2 separate regions of the Homo sapiens genome follow, and region 1 is linked to region 2. Evidence: chromatin loops called from intact Hi-C (ENCODE). Cell type or tissue: GM12878. All regions are shown on one strand. Links, peaks and the distances in the headings refer to the core of each region. The heading gives the core; the rest is flanking DNA.

The links. Hi-C counts contacts between places; a loop is a spot of excess contacts. Peaks named below come from ENCODE experiments on the same cell type or tissue, not always from the same donor. Only the 100,000 strongest peaks of a DNase experiment are listed, where the experiment ranks them.
Region 1: it touches region 2 in a loop (2.2-fold over the local background); 1 of 110 quality-filtered maps calls a loop at or near these places.

Annotation. Positions count from the first base shown.
Region 1 is chr7:157,353,855-157,363,843 of GRCh38, reverse strand. It overlaps DNAJB6 (DnaJ heat shock protein family (Hsp40) member B6), which reads right to left. Exons shown (of 10, transcript NM_058246.4): 2 at 5,207-5,297; 3 at 574-683. The coding sequence starts at 5,271. Among named protein-coding and RNA genes, the nearest start is that of DNAJB6, 22 kb to the right of the region's middle. RefSeq lists an enhancer at 6,020-6,069. In GM12878, for the core only: no CTCF peak of the experiment used is centred there; a DNase peak (open chromatin) is centred at 6,123; H3K27ac peaks cover 1,205 bases.
Region 2 is chr7:157,010,427-157,020,415 of GRCh38, reverse strand. MNX1-AS1 (MNX1 antisense RNA 1 (head to head)) reads right to left here and starts at 9,559. Exons shown (of 2, transcript NR_038835.1): 1 at 9,109-9,559; 2 at 3,992-4,527. MNX1 (motor neuron and pancreas homeobox 1) reads left to right here and starts at 9,753. Exons shown (of 3, transcript NM_005515.4): 1 at 9,753-9,989. RefSeq lists enhancers at 2,858-3,017, 3,248-3,297, 3,328-3,407, 3,418-3,507, 3,558-3,667 and a silencer at 9,342-9,951. In GM12878, for the core only: no CTCF peak of the experiment used is centred there; a DNase peak (open chromatin) is centred at 3,795; H3K4me3 peaks cover 1,218 bases; H3K27me3 peaks cover 697 bases.

The DNA.
Region 1 (9,989 bases), core at 1,495-9,494, 340 kb before region 2:
CTGACCCCTCACCCATTTGTGAACTAGGCCAATGGATCTGACTTCCAGTAACATAGAACACCTCTGCTCCAGACCTAGGAGGGGAAAACAGGCCTGAAACTGGAAATCTAAATTTTAGCTGTATGTTCCATCCCCTCTTTTTGGGAACTAATGACATCCTCTCAAGCAGTAAAGCTGACTCCACTGGAATGGTATTGTTTAAGCCAGTGGGGGTGAGCAAGGTCAGAATGATCACACACAACGGGGGCAAGCACGCCACATGCACAGTGACCTGAGTCCCGCAACCTCCTCTCTCCCAGGTTCCTCAAACCCAGGATGTCTAGTCCCGCTTTTAAAACAGCCATCCTAGGAGAAACTACTAGAAGCCCTGGAGCTCCCCAGCACTCGTGGTTACCTAAATCAATTCAAATCTTCACGAGAAAAGTAAAAATCTCTTAGAAGGGCCCAAAATCCAGTAGGCATCAAAAACAAGTCACTTGAGTCCATACTGTGCTACCCTGAGGAGGATCCCAACACCCACTCCGCATTCCGGCATGCCCGCTCAGGGTCCTTCAGCAGCTCGCTGTCACTCACCATCCGACAGCACTTCATATGCCTCCGCTACTTGCTTGAATTTTCTCTCTGCTTCTTCTTTATTCTCAGGATTTTTATCTGGATGCCACTTCAGTGCCAGTTTCCGATATCTTGGAAAGAATAAAGGATATAGATCACATTCTAAATCCAGAAATCAACTATGCTTTTGAAACTAACATCATTAACCACGAGAATGGCTTCAGAGCTGCCAACTGGTGAGATGAATACTGGTTTTAACTGTAAAACCTCCCTTTCCTCTACAATGAAATACACAAAGTTCTAAAATCCAGATAGCCAGGCGTAGTGGCGTGCAGCCACAGATAGACCCAGCTACTCCAGAGGCTGAGGCGTGACAACTGCTTGAGGCCAGGAGTTCAAGGCTACAGTGAGCTATGATCACACCACTGCAGTCCAGCCTGGGCGACAGAACAAGACTGTCTCAAAATTAAAATTGTAAAAATACTCATTAAAGTAAGTTTTAGAATAAAAATCCTGATAGCATAATACAAACGAACCTCTAGAGATAGAAAAATAAAGATCACAGTGTCCACAACGTGGACTGACAGTGACAAGACTGAGCAAGTATGTGAAGTAAAGGAGAAAGGCCAGGCGTGGTGGCTCATGCCTGTAATCCCAGCACTTTGGGAGGTGGGCAGATCACCTGAGGTCAGAAGTTCGAGACCAGCCTGGCCAACATGGAGAAACCCCAACGCTACTAAAAATACAAAATTAGCCGGGCATTGTGGTACTTGACTGTAATCCCAGCTACTCAGGAGGCTGCGGCAGGAGAATCACTGGAACCTGGGAGGCAGAGGTTGTGGTGAGCCGAGATCGCACCATTGCACTCCAGCCTGGGCAACAAGAGCGAAACTCCGTCTCAAAAAATTTTTAAAAAGGGAAAAAAAGGCCTGGGTCACTGAGCAGCAAGATCCAACATCACCATTCATATCCTTCCATGTTCTGATTCCCAGGACCCTACTTCCTCAGCCAGCCCCACTACCTAGCTCATCTGTGTGCCAAAGGTGAATCACCTGCCACCCAACAGGCCAGGATCTCAGAATCTTTCAAACACCCTCTGTGCCAGATTCAAGATCTAAACAGAGTTAAAACACTGACTTCTACAAAGATTCTATGACCAAGGTCATATTCTGTTGCAGAGTTCCAACTGACCAAATAATTGCACGCTATTTAAATACAAAAAAAAAGGCCGGGTGCAGCGGCTCACACCTGTAATCCCAGCACTCTGGCAGGCCGAGGTGGGTGGATCACCTGAGGTCAGGAGTTCGAGACCAACCTGGCCAACATGGCAAAACCCCATCTCTACTAAAAATACAAAAAGCCGGACATGAAGGCACGCACCTGTAATCCCAGCTACTCAGGAGGCTGAGACAGAAGAATTGCTTGAACCCAGGAGAAAGAGGTTGCAGTGAGCCAACATCGTGCCACTGAACTCCAGGCTAGGTGACAGAGCGAGCCTCCGGCTCAACATGAATGCATGAATGAATGAATGAATGAATGAATGAATACAAAAAAATCCTCTAGTCTAATTAGCAAAACCTAAGCAGCATATATTCAAAAGGAGGGTAACGTTAAAAAAGAGAAGCAGCATACCCCTCAAAATTTCAGACTAGTATACTAATCTGACAGTGCTTTTAACACTAGGCAAGTTATTACTGTAAAGCTGTTGTGGCTCAATTTAACTTACAACATGTTCAACAAAACCTTGGCTTAACCATACTAAAATCTGATTAAAGCTGGAGTCCAGAATACTTAACAGTAATTTATGTCACTGTGGACCTAAACAAACATGTAGCAGCCGGGCGCAGTGGCTCATGCCTGTAATCTCAGCACTTTGGGAGGCTGAGGCAGGCAGATCACGAGGTCAAGAGATCGAGACCATCCTGGCCAACATGGTGAAACCCCGTCTCTATTAAAAATATAAAAATTAGCTGGGCATCATGGCAGGCGCCTGCAGTTCCACCTACTCGGGAGGCTAAGGCAGGAGAATCGCCTGAACCTGGGAGGCAGAGGTTGCAGTGAGCCGAGATCACGCCATTGAACTCCAGCCTGGGTGACATAGCGAGACACCGTCTCAAAAAAAAAAAAAAACGTGTAGCAGTGGATCAAATAACCCTAAATGTGCCAGAAATCCTCAGTCAAAAATAACAGACCATACAAAAGACAAAAGAGAAAAAATGATTAGTGTGCAGTACTACCTATCATCTAGTGTTCATATGAAAACTTGGCAATGGATGAGAATGCAGGACAAGATTCAACTGTGTATGCCCCAGTCATACACTACTAAAATATTTAAAAATCAAGGTGTAATACAACACGATATGCAAGTGTAAACAGTGCCAAATGACTTTGAATGTTGACCTTCAGATCTGTTGGACCTGCACACCAGTACTTCAGCACCAAGGAAGGAAGGCCCATGGTGTGTGACTCAAACCCAGGAAGAGTCTGGTATCTCAGGAGAGATGCAGAACAGGTGGCAGCCACAGACCTTTAAGTCTTCAATCAAAAACTGTCAACACACAAAGCCAAGGGTACACAAGATAGACTAACAGCACGCCCCCATAGCTATCATTCTGCTCATTTTTAAAAGTCAGCATTTATACAACTGTACACTCAGGAGTGCAGGAAATCTCACTGCTTTTAAAGGTAACAGCCTTTTCTAAATTCCTACTTCAACGTCATGCTAGAGACACTCAGCAACCTGTATGTTCTCAGAAACAACTAAAACCAATCTACTCTCTAATGACCTCTATCATAAAGGTATGTAATTTCCATCATTACTGAAAGCACTGTACACATATTATGCTTATCCATTGATAAGGGCTGGCTATGTCCCCACCCAAATCTCAACTTGAGTTGTAACTCCCAGAACTCCCAGGTGTTATGCGAGGGACCCAGGGGGAGGTAACTGAATCATGGGGACTAGTCTTTCCCGTGCTATTCTCCTGATAATAAGCCTCACAAGACCTGATGGGTTTATAAGGGGTTTCCGCTTTTGCTTCTTCCTCATTCTCTTGCTGTCGCCATGTAAGAAGTGTCTTTCGCCCTCCTCCATGATTGTAAGACCTCCCCAGCCATGTGGAACTGTAAGTCAAATTAAACCTCCTTTTCTTCCCAGTCTCAGGTACGTCTTTATCAGCAGCGTAAAAACAGACTAATACATCCATTAACTTATTCGAGAGGAGTAAGGTATTCCCAACTGTCTTCGTCTTATAATCTGTCAAGTATGCCTGGCTGTTAACATTACTGATAAGAATAGTGTGAGCCTCAAGTGTGCAGCACAGGCTTCCTCACAGTGTGGGAAACCTCACTCTACTAGTGACAGCATCAGGGCCTGCCTGACCTCTCCTCAGTAGACTGCTTCTACTAGGTTCCTCGGCAGAGGTTTCAAATAACCTTCAGGCAACGTCAGCCATCCTGACTTGGCTTTTTTGAGACAGGGTCTCGGCTTGGTTGCCCAAGCTGGAACACAGTGGCACGAACATAGCTCACTGCAGCCTCAACCTCCTGGGCTCAAGCAATTCTCCTGCCTCAGCCTCTGGAGCAGTTGGGACTACAGGCATGTGCCACCACACCCAACTATTTTTTTTTGGTCAAGACAGTATCTCATTTTGTTGCCCAGGCTGGTCTCAAACCCCTGGGCTCCAGTGACCCTCCCACCTAGGCCTCTCGAAGTGCTAGGATTAGAGGTGTGAGCCACTTGCCTGGCCGTAATTTAGCATTTTAAAATGAACTATCTCAGCTACACACAGTGGCTCACAAATATAACCGCAGCAATCTGGGAGGCCAAGGCAAGAGAATCGCTTGAGCCCAGGAGTTTGAGACCAGCCTGAGCAACATATTGAGACTCTGTATTTTTATTAAAATTTAAAAATTAAGCAAAATGAACTATTTGGCCCCCAAAAAAGTTAATTCTATCTTCAGACCCACTAAGTCTAGCAGTATAGACACTCCATTATTTATTAACAATTTTTTTAAGTTGGTTCCAACTATTCCAGGCTAACTGCTCTCTAGCTATGTTAAAATCTAACAATCTGTTTCATGACGTCTTTGCTGTATACTCTACATTCACAGTTAACACCTCATTAATTAAACAGACTAAGGTTACCGTGAGAGCCTTCTGTGGCTGAACTGCCCTCCTCACAATGGCCAGGCCCTGGTCACACAGATGCAGGTACCACAGGCAGCGCTGCAGTTCTCGAACTTTCATATGAATCAGAAGGGACTCCAGTGGCATAGGCCGGAGCCCAACAATCACAACAAGAAAATTTGAGTGCTATGTACTCTGGGCCCCTGCCTTCCAAAGGGGCACTCAAGAATGCCAAGTCAGCTCCATTTTCAAAGTCCAATGTAAAAGATGTTTGGGATTATCTCACATCCTCAGTGAAACAATCATCAACTTCAGATATAAACCAAGTGACTGACTAATGAAGAGCAAAGCCCAGGCCTAGACTGCAAATGCTCGTTAACTGCTCTGTCAAATTAAACTATGTGGCATTCAAAGACTGGTATACTACATTAAAAGCCATTTTCATAGGCAATAGAAGAAGTTATACTACTCAATTACCAATGTACCACTGTGAAAATGCATTACCACAGAAATAAAACTACTTACGCCTTTTTAATATCCTCGGGTGAGGCATGTCTCTGCACGCCTAGAACTTCATAGTAATCCACCATGTTTTACGAGATTGTTGGAATGGGTCCTGCAAGTAAAAACAGGTGGTCAGTGATGAGGCTGCTGGGGATGGGCAAATCACGGTGGTGGGATGGGTCTGGAGAGGGAGGAAGGGGTGGTGTCACCTTAGCACCTACTGGCCTACAGAGGGAACTTCCACTAGAGCTAACCACTAGCCTGCTGGGCCAAGACCTTGTCTGGGAACTGGTTCCCAGATTCATGCCCTAAGACCCTTCTAGAGACGGGGAAAAAAGCTCTGAAATAGCCTAATAATAGCCTAAACTAAACAACAGGTGACTCTAGGCAGAGACTCCGTGCCACTTGACCACTAGCTGACAAAGTCTGTCATGTGTTCCTAGACACGGTCTGTGCTCAGGGAACGTCAGTTACCTCTTTCATTCAATGCATTCCTGTGCCAGGCATCGGGCAAGACCACGGGGCTCCAAGGACAAACACGTTGTCCCTGCCCTGAACTAACTTCACATGGGAACAATAGAAAGCCATCCTTCCACCATTCTGTCACCCACACGAGGGAACAGCAAAAGCCCTCCCACACATCTCCCAAGAGAGAAAGACCTTTGACTACACAGCAGTTAGCGTTAACTTTACCCTCTGGTTCCAAGCTCCCATCCATTCCTCTACCAAAGAAATACAATATTGCCCTGTTGACCACACTAATTAGATAGTATCACTACCGAATGGAAGGTGGAAAACCAGCAGCAGAGATTCATTCTCTAAGTTCCCCTATGGATTACGTGGTTCAACCTTGTTACTTCCCCGGGCAGTAAAATGTACAATGAAACCCATTCTGCTTCTGCCAGCTCTAATGGAGGATGTAGCCTCTGGTCCCACAAGGAGGAACTACGCACACTGCTGCTTTAAGATGTGACGTTTCCTAACCAATTTACTTCTTTCAATTTGACTGGCTAACCTACTCTTTTAAAACAACAATCAAGAATCTGCACAGCCGGGCGCGTGGCTCACACCTGTAATCCCAGCGCTTTAGGAGGCCGAGGGAGGTGGATCACTTGAGGTCAGGAGTTCGAGATCAGCCTGGCCAACATGGTGAAATCCTGTCTCTACTAAAAATACAAAAATTAGCCGGCATCGTGGTGCACACCTGTAGTCCCAGCTACTCGGGAGGCTGAAGCAGAATTGCTTGAACCCAGGAGGCAGAGACTGCAGTGAGCTGACATCGTGCCACCAGACTCCAGCCCATGCCACCGGACTCCAGCCCGGGCGACGGAACGAGGAAGGAAGGAAGGAAGGAAGGAAGGAAGGAAGGACGGAAGGAAGGACGGAAGGAAGGACGGAAGGAAGGAAGGAAGGAAGGAAGGAAGGAAGGAAGGAAGGAAGGAAGGACAACAGTATCACAAAGCCACAAAGACACATCTGTGGAAACTTCAACTCTTGGTTTTTGTTTTTTGTTTTTTTTTTTAATTGAGACAGGGTCTCACTTTGTTGCTGATCTTGGTCTCAAACTCCTGGGCTCAAGGATTCTTCCCACCTCAGCCTCCCAAAGTGCTGGGACTGCAGGCATGAGCCACCAAACCTGGACCTAAAACTCTTGTTTTTATGGAAGTCCTTTCATCAAAAAAACAAAAAACTATAATGGAAATCAGGATCTATTTAGATGTATATAAACTACATTATCAATTCGACAGAATGACTAACATCAAACTTAGAAAAGAAATGTACATCTTCAAATACATGACAGCAAAGATTCTAGGTGTTAAGTTTAATATGCCAACTACAAGATACGGAATTTAGAGTATCAAAATGTTCTTTTTCTTAAGTAGATTTGTTCCCAGTATTTTTAAAATTACAACTTAGAAAAAAACTTGTTCCTATTTTCTTGTAATTATTCCAATTTAACGTTATCAGCTTTGCTGGATACATAATAAAACAAAGATAAAATATTAATTGGAGAATGTGCCTAAGGGTATACCACTGCACAGTTCTTTCCACTCCATTTGGAAATAATCAATATAAAATATTAGGGACTTCATGTAATAAGTTACAAGGTAAGGAACCCCTAGTTATGAAAGATTTCCTCCCTGGTAGTTAGAATGACATGGCAACATACAGGATTCAAGCCACACAGGTCCGACCAGTCTCTAGAGAAAAGACAGGAGTCGACTCCCGTAAGTAGGAACACCGCAATCTTCTTTCAGTAACTAAAAACCTGCCCATCAGTCACAGCACACAAGACAGAGCAGGCAACAAGCAGCAGGAAAGCCAGCGTTTCTTCACGTCTCCCTCATTCCCTTGGCTGAGTGACTACGTGAGGTTATTTTCACTCCAGCTCCAGTTTGCTGCCAACGATCTGAGGTGGCATTTTGGCAGTGATGCCAGTGGCAGTACCTAGCAGAAACAGAGGGAAGCTGCTAATCCACTCTCACTAACAGAACAAGAGCAGAAATCTCAGTACCAGTCTCCCCATGCCAGACATCTGGATCATCCCCTCTGAGCACTATATATAGCAAGAGGCCATTCAATGTGCCACACACCAAGCACACATGCCCTCGCAAGTCCAAACAGCTCATCTTCTATCTGCACTTGTGTGCCTGTGTTTGTGCATATGGTGGTGGGAATGGGAGGAAGACACCTCCCGAGGCAGTGAGCACAGAGGTGAGAACGTGGGTGTGGGTGAGGGCCGCGTGGCCAGCTGGGGAATGCTGTGATTTACTTCACCACCAAAAACACTCTCACTGAAAGCCTGCTCTGTCATGTACGTGCAGCATCCACTAACAGCACTCGGTATTCATGCAGCACTCCATCAAATGGCTAGTTTCCTTACCAAATGAAGGCTACCCTACAAGGAAAGCATAAAGGCAGTATGAGAGCCACCCCCTGGAGTGGATGCCCTCACCTCTGCGCTCCTCCTGCACTGCTTACCCTTAGCCGCTCCACTTCCTTGCCTGGACTCATCCCCCAGTCCTGCTGCAGCTCCCCACTGCCTGCCACTGGAGGCTCTTATTTAAGGTCAGTAAAAAACCCACAGCACCACCCACAGACGTTTCCCAGCTCTCCTTGTCCAACTTCTCTCTCCATCTGCCTTCCACCACCAGCTTTCACCCCTCCACTGGCCCGCTGAAGAAACCACGGGAATGCTGGCCGGGTGCGGTGGCTCACGCCTGTAATCCCACCACTTTGGGAGGCCGAGGCGGGCAGATCACGAGGTCAGGAGATCAAGACCATCCTGGCTAACACGGTGAAACTCCATCTCTACTAAAAATACAAAAAATTAGCCAAGAGAGGTGGCGGGTGCCTGTAGTCCCAGCTACTCGGGATGGTGAGGCAGGAGAACGGCGTGAACCCCGGGAGGCGGAGCCTGCAGTGAGCCGAGATCGCGCCCGCGCCACTGCACTCCAACCTGGACGACAGTGAGACTCCATCTCAAAATAAATAAATAAATAAATAAAAGAAACTACGGGAACGCTAAAGGCTCAAGGCCAACTCTCATCCTACATGTGGGTTTTCATCCTTTCCCATTACATAAATATAATTTACTTAGCAATGAGTCCCAGATGTAAGCTCCAAGCTCAGGCCTCTCCTGGGCACTTCAGACACAAATAGACAGATGACTACTTGACACAGCCACTTGGATGTCCAGCAGACATCCTAAATAGAACACGACCAAAATTTAACTCTTAATCCTCCCCACCTCCTACATACCTGGTCATTTTCTAGTAAATTCTACCTTGAGCTCCGAGGTGCCTGTGAAATGTTCACCTTCGCCAACGTCACTACACTCAGCACACAGACACAAATAAATCACAAAGTTCTGCCGAGTCTACCTCTGAAATAAATGAAATTCATTCACTGTTCTTTATCTTCACCAGCATCATTATCCCTTACCCTGACCTACAGCAGCCTCTAATTTCATCCTGCCCTGTGCTCTCAGAGATGTCAGCTTATAAATGTGCAGATATTGGCTGGGCACGGTGGCACACACCTGTAATCCTGGCACTTTGTGAGACCAAAGTGGGAGGACTCCTTGAGCCCAGGAGTTGGAGACCAGTTCGAAAGCGTGCCACAGCACTCCAGCTTGGGGTGAGAGCGAGACCTGTCTCCAAAAAAATGAAAATAATTTTTTTAAAAAAAAAATTAAAACTAAAAATGAATAGCTGGGCACAGCGGCTCACACCTGTAATCCCAGCACTTTGGGAGGCCAAGGTGGGTGGATCACCTGAGGTCGGGAGTTCGAGACCAGCCTGATCAACATGGAGCAACCTTGTCTCTACTAAAAATACAAAATTAGCCGGGCGTGGTAGCGCATGCCTGTAATCCCAGCTACTCAAGAGGCTGAGGCAGGAGAATCGCTTGAACCCAGGAAGCGGAGGCTGCGGTGAGCCGAGATCGCACCATTGCACTCCAGCCTGGGCAACAAGAACAAAACTCCATCTCAAAAAAGTCGAAAAAAACAAACAAAAATGAATAAATGTGTAGATTATTATCACAACAGATACAATCTGTGGTCCTGCCCTGGACAAAACCAGCTATAAAGTACAGGTCAATTCAGAATTAAATTGAAATAAAAATTTACTATACTGGCTAATGCTAGATCAAGCAAGAAAATTTAAAAAGCTATCCAAAATCACAGACTCAGGCCAGGCGCAGTGGCTCACTCCTATAATTCCAGCACTTTGGGAGGCCAAGGCAGGAGGACTGCTTGAGCCCAGGAGTTCAAGATCAGCCTGGGAAACACAGTGAGAAC
Region 2 (9,989 bases), core at 705-8,704:
TCGACATTCTATTAAATCAGCCCCCGCGGTCTGCGTGGGGAGGAGGGCTCCAGGAGTGCCGAGTCCTGGACCTGGGTTCGGTGGCCGCCTGGAGAAGCTCCTGCTACGAACCGAACGTTTGCGCCGATCGGACGCGGCCCTTTCTGCAGAATTTACTCTTCTCAGCCCGAGGCTCAGACCCAGCTACTCAGACCGCCCCAGCCGGGAGAATCCTGCCTCCCTGCCCGGGAGTCCCCGGTTCGCAGATATATTACAACAAAATTACTAATTGGAAAATGAAATTGTCAATAAAGCATACCCCCCGCGTATACAATATCCTTAAATATTAAGATATTTTATTAGACCCATTTCCTAACAATAATTTATTGCAATAAAACAGACACCGCAGGTCCCCTTAAATTGTCTTTTCATAATGAATAAATTTAAGGGGGCTAATTAATATATAAACTAGCCCAATTTGTCAAGTTGATTTGTATTTTAGTTAATTGTGAAAGTAATTACCACATGGTCAAATTAACAGCTTTCTGGAAATGACCAAGCCTGAGGTTTTATTTCCTTCCTGGGTGAAGAAAATTCATTTTTCCAAGCTCTTGATGTGATGAATAAAAGTCATAAATCTGGGTGATTGGTGCAGGCAGAGTCTAAATGGCTTCATATTTCATTTTAGGTTTAATAGAAATATTCATGCTCTGTTTTAATGAAATTAAATTGAAGGGGGATGGGGCCGGGAGGTGGCAGTGGCCGGGGGCTTAAAGGGACAACGCACATTTTCCTTCCCCGCCCCTGAGCCAGGGCGTTGGGGTCACCTCCGCCGGCGGCGGCCGATGGGCTCACTCCTGCCAGCGGGAGCCGAGGGATACCTGGGAGGGCCCTTCCTGCAGCCGCTCACCTGAAGCGCAGGTAGAGCCAGCTACTGGAACCTCAGCCCAGGTGCCCTCGGGCGCGCCCAGCTCCCTCCCACGAGCTTGCGAAGTCACTGAGCAAGTAGGAGTCTGCGCTGGGTGCGGGTTTGATCCCCTTCTGCCTGTCCCCCAAGCTCAGGCCCGCGCTGCCCGGGGTGGGGGGGTCCTAGGGTCCTGCACTCTTCCCCTTAGGTCGCCTCATGGGGACGCGTAGGAGAGATTCGTGGCCGCGGACACTGCGCGGTTCCCAGCTCCCTCCCTCATGCCCTCGCTCTCCACCGCCCTGTGACCTCCAGCTAGGCTCCGCCTCGCGTGGAAACTGTCCCCGACCGAGCCCAGACGCCAGGGCCGGAGCCTTGGAGCCATAGCGCGGAGCCGCACAGGCGCTGCTCCACCTGCAGAGAAAGAGAAGTTTCCGGACACAGTTATGTGCATCCGGGTCGTGGTGCTCGGAGTTAAGGGGGGCCACGCTGTCAGCCCCTCTGCGAACCTCGGGGGAGGCCCGAGGTCCGTCGGGGCGTCCCTCGGCTCCAGGACTGTCCTTGCCGGGCCGGGCCCCTTAATGGAGCTGATCTGTGACTTGTTGATTTCCCCTGAGCAAATAAGGCTTTGATGCAGTTCCAGCAAGAGTGGTTAGCTGATGAATTGACAAAAACTAATCAGCTTTATTGGGAAACAGGTTAAGGGCACGGGCGTGTCAATAACTCTCAGCCTGACCCCCTCGTCCATTAGCTCAGGCAGGCTGATTAGAGTAAGAAGACCCTCTCGCAGTTTGCGCTGAAATCGCTTCCATAAACTCACCATTATTAGCAGTCGATGCGAGCAGCTCATTTAGAGAAGACATCGCAGGCACGCCACATCTATCATCCGGGTTTATGGATCATTATCTCATTTACAGAATGTCGCAGGGTAATATGTTTTTGGCAATAGGCTTGGCCCCGCGCCTGGGCTGGCCGCTCTCTTTTCAGCAGCGTCCCCGGGACCTCCTTCCCCAGCGCCCGGCCTGGAACTCCGCGTGGACGCTTCTCAGGCGGGAAGGGAGGACTGGAAGCCACCCTACACGTGCGCTCTCGCACGCGCGCACCCAGGGCGCACGCTCCTGACACGCTCGCCCACGCGCTCGCCGCAGTCCGGCGTGCCCGGCTGTGAGCCCCGAGGGCCGGCGCGGCAAGCGCCCCTCCAGCAAGCCCCTAGCTCCGAGCCCAGTGTTAGGAGTTGCTCCAACCTCGGAGCCCGGTGCGAGTTCGGGGTTCTGCTCGGGCACCCGCATACCCCAAGCTTGGGTGGCAGCGCAGGTGGCCAGGTGCGTCCCAAGCGGTGCGCGGGCTGCGCTTACCTGTGCCTGAAGGCGACGGCCTCCCTGCTTAGGCCTCAGCCCGCTCGGCCGCGGAGGCCTGGGTGCCCCGGGACCGTCTGTCCCTAGGAAAGCCCCTCTCTACCCTCCCGGCTCCCGGCTCAGCGGGCCTGACCTTCCCTCCCCTGGGCGTGCCGCTCCCCTCCTCCCGGGCTGCGGCTCCGGGGGCCCAGATGCACCCAGGCGCCGGGAGTGGGCCACCTGTTCCGCCGGGTAATTATTTTAATGTAAGGGGCCCAGAGTCACCGGGTTCGCGCCTCTAGCAGCGACAGAAGGCGGCGGGGCTGAGGAACCTTCTCCAGCCTTTCAATGGAATTTCCCAGATGGGCCGAGGGGAAGCCGGGGCGGGTCACCAGGGGCCCTTTAACGAGTTCATTAGCCAAATTATCTTGCCTGCAGCACAGGGCCCCGGAGACTGCGGGGAGGGTGGGAGCAGAGGGCTGGAGGGTCTTTCTCCCTCCCACCTCGGTCTCTGCAGAAACAGCGGAGAGGGGCCTGTGTACAGAAGACAAGAGAAAAGACCCAGCCGGCCCAGCTGTTGCAAGAAAGGATCCCAGTGTGCGTTTCTGCTGCAAACACGACACCCCCTGTTGTTCCACTGGGAGGAGCCCAGCCCAGTCAAAGGCCAAGTGGGAAAATAAATTACTAGAATCACGCAACAAGGAGGTTATAATATAATAACTAATGCCATCAACCCCGATTATGGACGCAGCCCTGGTCTACGGGGCTTGTGGTCAGAGCTGGTGACACTCTTCGTGCCTGGGTCCTCAGCCGGTTTGCCCCTCGGTGAGGCAGAGGGCGGCCCATGCTGCTCCCAGGTGTGGTGTAAGCACTGGCTGAGGCTGCAGAAGGCCGCTGAAACCCCTGAGCATCTGGGGCCTCCTGGCAGGGATGGGCACTCTAGTGGCTCGGGAACTGTCCAGAGTCCATCTTAAATCTGCCCCCACCCCACACACCCTTACTCTGTGTGTGACGGTGGCTTCTCCATGTCCACATTCTCTCTGGTAAAATATTCCCAGTTCAAATGGTGAGGTGGGCAGCAGGTTCTTTTTTTCAGACAGTCTTGCTCTGTGGCCCAGGCTGGAGCGCCATGGTGCAATCCTAGCTCACTGCAGCCTCACCTCTACCCCTGGGCTCAGGCGATTCTCCTGTTCCAGCCTCCCAAGTAGCTGGGACCACAGGCACATGCCACCGCACCGGCTAAGCAGCGGGCTCTTGGCAGATTAGCTTCCCAACCCAGTTAGAAAGCAAAGGGGAGAGAGATGGGGTGCGGGGAGAAAAGCTGCCCTGGGAAGGGGAAGAGTGGGGAGAATGCGAGGCAAAGCAGCCAGGTCCCACCGGCATATAGAGCCCCTCCCAGGCGGGCCCCCAGCCCGGGACATGAACACTGTTGGGGGCGGGGAGGGCTCTTCAGGACTTGAATGCGTGCACCTGTGAGAAGAGCTTAGGCAGGGTTGCCAGAGGTGAACTTGACCACAAACACCATCCTGGGGAATTCCCCCTCCCCCACTGCCACAGCTCTGGGAAGTGGCCTAAGAGGAGGTCTCTCTCTCTCTCTCTCTCTTTCAGCCACCAGCAGCTGCAGCTTTTGCCACCTCAGCAACTACTAAATAGACCAATTAGTGCAGACTTCCTGCCATTATCGAACATGGACTTGGACATTAGTGCGCCACTATTCAGCCATAATTTCGAGTCAGAATGCGCTAAAAAATTCACACACTGAAGCATTCAAATGTCCCTGAGCCACATCTGTGTGTGTATTTGTGCTTCTTCCCTGTGTGTTTCACCCACCCAGCAGCCCGCAGGGCAGTAGTCACCATCCAGGCGCGATGGACGCCACCTTCTGTGACTCTGTCGAGTTGTATGTTGTCTGCGTTGTTCCCGGGTTGCAGAGCTGCCGGTATCTGTCAGTGTAACCCTCTCCTCCTCCCACTAGGGTGGGTGGGGGGAACAGGTGGGTTCTAAAGGAGTGCCTGGGCGCCCAGGCCAATGCTACCAGAAAGCAGTGTGGAGCCTTTGCAAAGAGTGTTGATTCCAAAACACATTTTCCGTGGAGGCTGGAGGCTGGGCTCTGGTAAAGCATGCAGGCAGTGCTCTCAGCCTCGCCATAAAGATCTCCTCTTTGCAAGACTCACGTAGCACTGTGGCCCGCAGGCTAGTGTCTATCTGGAGGGTAGTTCTGCTGCAGCATTCTGGGAAAAGTCCAGCTTATGCATGTGTTTGGTGGCTACCTTTTTTCTGCCAACAGTCTGCAGAGGGCCCTGCGTGAATCTGGAATAAAATAAAACAAAATAAAATGTTTGTAGCAAAGAGAAAAAGACTCCAGAGAAGGCTTTCATTTCTGTGGAGGGTTGTTATTCCCCCAAAACAATGAAAGGGGCTCAAAGGAGCCTCTCTTCCCTCCCAAGGTTTGTTTCTCTTTATGACACAAGAAGCTTCGAAGAGGCTGGAAAGGATTTCACCTTGTGTCAGAAGGAGACCTGGGCCAGAAGCTGAGCCCAGGGTGGCCAGGCCTGTCCCTTCCCTTCAGGGTCCAGGGAAGCTGGGAGGCTGCCCAAGGTCTGGAAGGAAGCAGAGATTTTTGTCTCTGGAGGAAATTTCCAAAAATAGAAGGCCCCTGGGTCACTGAATTTGACTAATTTAAATCCTGTGGCATCTCCCTAACTTCTCGCCAAGCCCCCCTGGTAGGGGCTGGTTGTTTGCAGCCAGGGCTGGGCTCAGAGGAGAGGGTCAAGCCAGTGACTTGGGGTGTTCTGGGGGGCTCACATTGCCAGTGCAGCCTGGGTGGTGCTGGCCATGCGAGAGGAGTCGGGGTGAGGGTGCCCTCTAAAATGGCAACAGGAAATCCAGGTTGCAGGGAGAGGCTGAGGAGGAGGGGCTGAGGGAGAAAACCCATAGAGCGGAGCACACAGCAGACCTGGGCCCACCTCAGGCCCCGCCTCGGTTTGAGGGTTTGAGCTGCAGGTCTTTGGGTTGCTAATCCTGAGCCTACCCTTTCCAGACTCCTTTAAGGCCCAGCTCCCAGGGGCCATAGAGGAGGTCAGCAGATCAAAGGACAGCATGAATGACTTGATGCCTTTGGCCCCCATTGCTCTGAAGGGGCTGGGGTTGGTGGGGGGACCTGAGCAGATGTCCCCAGCTCCGGTGAGCCTAGGCCCTCTCCACAGATTCTCCTTCCCTCTGAGCTCCAGGAAGGAGGTCGGAGCATCTCCCAGCAGTTCCTGCTCTGACCCTCTGGGCTCCCACTCCAGCCTAACTAAGCTACTTCCTGTGCCAGGGGCAAGTCCCATCTCAAACTCGTGCTTAGGTCCCTCCGGCCAGTTACACAGCATCTTCATGCCTGTTTCCTGAAGAAAGCCTTGACAGTTTACATTGAAACGGAACTGCATGAGTCCCCGAAGACCACATGGCTTCAGCAGGACAGGACTAATGTGCCTGGGCCCCTCTGCAGCCAAGTCCTCTCTGTTGGCCCTGGGCTTCAGTTTTGGAAATGCAAGATCTGCCCCCTGCTTCAGCCACCCAGTGCCCTTCCAGGCAACTGCTCCATTTCACATGGAAAAAAAGCAATATCTAAATGATAAATAAATGCATGATACCTGCCTCGCATCTTGTGAATATGTGAATGTACAGGTTTTTTCCCCAGTCCTCACGGGTTCCCAGTTGTGTGTGTAAGTCCAGATGTAAACAGACACAGACTACAACGGCGTTTTCTTTTGTGATGGTTTGTAGAAATCACCATCTCCTTCCCAAGTAGTGGAAGGAAGGGCAGCTGCAGGCACTCTTCAGTTCCTTAACAGGAGGCCTGTAGAAAGCAGGCTCCCGCGCTGGGCAGGGAGGAGCTGTGGTGGGGGCCAGCTGATTAGGGTGCACCAGGCCCTCTCTGCCTGTCTTGAGAAACCAAGAGCTCCAGGGAGAACTCTCCAGGGCTGAGTTCTGCCCCTGGGGCCGCTGGAGAGAAAACTCACCTGGAGACTCAGGTTTGGTAGCACTACTAGGATCAGACCTTTGATCTCTCTTTGTGGCCCTTCCCAAGACCCAAGCCCAGCTCCAGACTGCCCCAAAGCCAGCTGGGCTGGATCAATACAGATACTGGGAACAGGAAGAGACCCAGCAGGCTCCGCCTCACACATTGTAAACCACACAAAGATCCACACTTCCCAGATAGCTCCCTCTCTCCCCCACACCTGCCTCTCTCCATGCAGCTTTACAGAGAACCTCCTTTTTATATTAACATATTCTTAAATATAAGCAGAACATCTGATCATTTTAAGGCCCTATAGCTCCTTAGAGTCCATTTGGTCCAACCCCTGCTTCTGTAGACAAAGAAACAAATCCATCGAGATAAGGAGCTTCAGATTCCTGAAATGGCACCTCAGCCAGAGGGGCGGTCCGGACAGGACGCAGGGCTGCTAGGCTAGGCCTCCTCGGACAGCCTTGCACAGCCCCACAGGTGGTACAGACACCTGAAGGACCTGCACACGTGTTGTCCTGTCTGTGTTTTCAGGGAGGTGTCCTCAGCAGGTCTCAGGCAGAATAGAAACATGAGACAGGGTGTGAAGGGGTTTTGGACCATGGTTATTACAGAACAAAAAGGGGTGAAATTAATTCCTCTAGGAGTTAAAAAAAAAAGCCAGAAAACACCCACTGTGATTTTGTTGAAGGAGATGGCTGATGTCATGAGTCTAGACTACACACCCCATCACCAACTAAAATCACCCTGGCAGTGTGTATTTTTGGTTGGAGAGAGGAACAGCATCTTCTCCAAGGTCCATCCTGGGAGATTTCTTCTGCAGCCACTCCCTTCCCCCAGCTCCCTAAATCATTGACCTCAGGACCAAGCAATCTGCCCCCAGCAGATGGGGGTGATGAGAAGAGAAAGGCAAGTCAGCCTTGGTGCCAAACCCCTGGAGGAGGAGGCCAAGGCTGTGTTCTCTACCCTGGGGAGGCAGAGTCACAGCTAGGGCTTCCTGCCTGGGACAGGTGGCTAAGAATCTCTGGTCTCCTTTACAATCCTTCCCTCCCCAAAAAGAAACAGATGGGATGGGGACTCAGGGCTAGGTGTACCTGAAAGCTTTGAGGGCAGCAGGGTGGGAACAGTGTGGCCTCTGCAATCAGACCTGGTCCCACTCCCAGCTCTAAGGCCAAACTGTCTGCTGGGAACAAGGATCCCAAACTCTCTGAACTTGTACTCTAGAAAATGGAGATGATAGCCCGGGCACGGTCGCTCATGCCTGTAATCCCAGCACTTTGGGAGGCTGAAGTGGGTGGATCACCTGAGGTCGGGAGTTCGAGACCAGCCTGACCAACATGGTGAAACCCCATCTCTACTAAAAACACAAAAATTAGCCTGGCCTGGTGGCACATGCCTGTAATCTCAGCTATTGGGGAGGCTGAGGCAGAAGAATCGCTTGAACCTGGGAGATGGAGGTTGCAGTGAGCCATGATCATGGCATTGCACTCCAGCCCGGGCAACAAGAACAAAACTCCATCTCAAAAAAAAAAAAAAAAAGTGGGGGGCGCCTGGCGCGGTGGCTGACTCCTGTAATCCCAGCACTTTGGGAGGCCGAGGCGCGCGGATCAGGAGGTCAGGCGATCAAGACCATCCTCGCTAACACGGTGAAACCCCGTCTCTACCAAAAATACAAAAAAAAAAAAGAAAGAAAAGAAAATGGAGATACGGAGATGATAAAAATCTTCCTTCTAGTGTCATAGTGAAGATTACGGATGAGAATTGCAGAAAGCTCATAGCACATAGTAGGTGTTCAAGAAATGCGCGTGTTTCCCTCTCTCCAGTGAGAGGTAGAACTGCATTTGTGTCACCACAAAGACATCTAAAGGCACGACAAACTCCATGTGAATGCCTGGGATTTCTTTTTACCAGTGGTCGGCTCTGCAAAGCCAGATCACATTTACTCCAAGTTGCAGTTACTCATCCATTGCCATCCTCCTAACCTTCCAACCAGTCCTGTGCATCTGGGAACTACCCTGTGTTATAATGAAAACGATACCACTCATGGCAACAGAGTCACTGTCATCAACTCTCGCCTAGGTCAAAAGCCTTTTGAGGAGAAGTGGCAAGGTCTCTATATTTGCCTTTTTAAAAATCCCTCTTGTAGCAACCTGGCGTGCTAATTTTGAAGTTTACCTGGCACTGAGTTTCTCTTTGGCTCTCTCCCCTCTCCACAGCCCCTTCCGGTCCTTTATTCACCTCTCACCTGCATAGCAAGCCCTGGAACCTGGAACTCCCTCCCAGTTCTCACGCTTGCTGGGGAAGATAACTGGGTCTAATGGCGCTATTGACAAAGCCTGGTGTTGATGCCGCTTGACTTCCCGACCCCTGTGTGGATTCTTTCAGCTTCAAAAACGCCCTTGGAAGTGGTTTTACTGTAAATATTTGAAGTGTGCGTGTGGGGGAGGGGTGAGACCTGGATGCTCACTCCGTGCCTCGCTCACTCACGGGAAGCCCTTTCCTCTCCACTTCCCAGGAGGCCCCGGCAGCACGAGAGACATAGCCTTTCCCCGCTCCTGCCCGGGGACTGGCCGGGGGTCGCAGCGGCAGGGCTTCCGAAGGATGCCGGGCCCCACGGGTTTTTCAGGGCCGAGGTGTGTGGGCCTTGACTCCCGCAAGCCCATGGGCATCCCTCGGCAGCGAGGAAGAGCCTTGTCACCGAGGACCCGCTCCACTGAGCAGGCACGTGGGCGACGTCTGCAAGCCGACTTGGGTTCTGCAGGCCAGAGCGCCCAGATCTACCGTCTCCGCCTTGACTGGGGCAGGGGCTCCCAGAGAGGATTCGTGGAGGCCAAACTCACACTCACATGCGCGTTTACACCCCCACACCCCCGCACACACACCTGAAAATGCGGGGCCTTCCCATAGCAGATAAGGTTCGACCTGCAGAGCTTTGGCCACGGGGACAAAACCCTCCCCTGCTGCGCCCTGGAGGCCCGAGAGCAGGGAGGGCTTGGGAAACACCACGGTCTTCAGTGCGCTGCCGTCGCCTCGCAGAGCGGCCAGGTCTGCGCAGCGTGGGCGCTCAGGAGCGTGGAACCACCGCGCTCCGCAAGGCAGACGTGGACCCACTCCAGCGCCGACAAGGAGGCCGGAGAGGACGCGCGCAGCTGGCTCCAGGGACCAACCAAGTCCGGAGGGGCCCACGTGTCTCGGGAGCGGGTCTTGGGCCGCCGCGGGGCTCTCCAGGGGCCCGGGGGTTGCCAGTGCCCGCCGTCCGGCTCCGCACCCAGGGGAGGGCGGGCAGAGGCCCCAGGTTGAGCCTCGGAGTATCCACTCCCCGTTGGTGTCCCCGCCCGCCAGCGCCGCGCAACAGCCCGGGCTGCTTAGGACCTCGCGGCGCGGGGGCGGGGCGGCGGGCGGCCGGGACGGTGACAGGTGCGCCCCTCGGCCAATGGCGGAGCCCGCGGCCCTCCCCGGGCCCCCGCTGCGCGCGCCAATCGGAAGCCGCGCTGAGCTTCAAGTGCGCGGAGGGGCGCGGGTCCCCACCACGGCGGCAGCGGCCTCCGCGCGGTCGCCTGAGGGCTGCAGCGCAAAGAACCGGGCTCCCGGGCCCGGACGCGGGGAAGCACTCGCGTGGGAGTTTGTGCGAGCGCGGCCCGGGGCGGGGCCCGCACGGAGGAGGCGCCGGGACCATGGTCACCCTCGGCTGAGTTTCCGGCGGCGACTTTGATTATTGGCAAATAACCACCATAACAATACCGAGCCCCCGGGCTTGCACCGC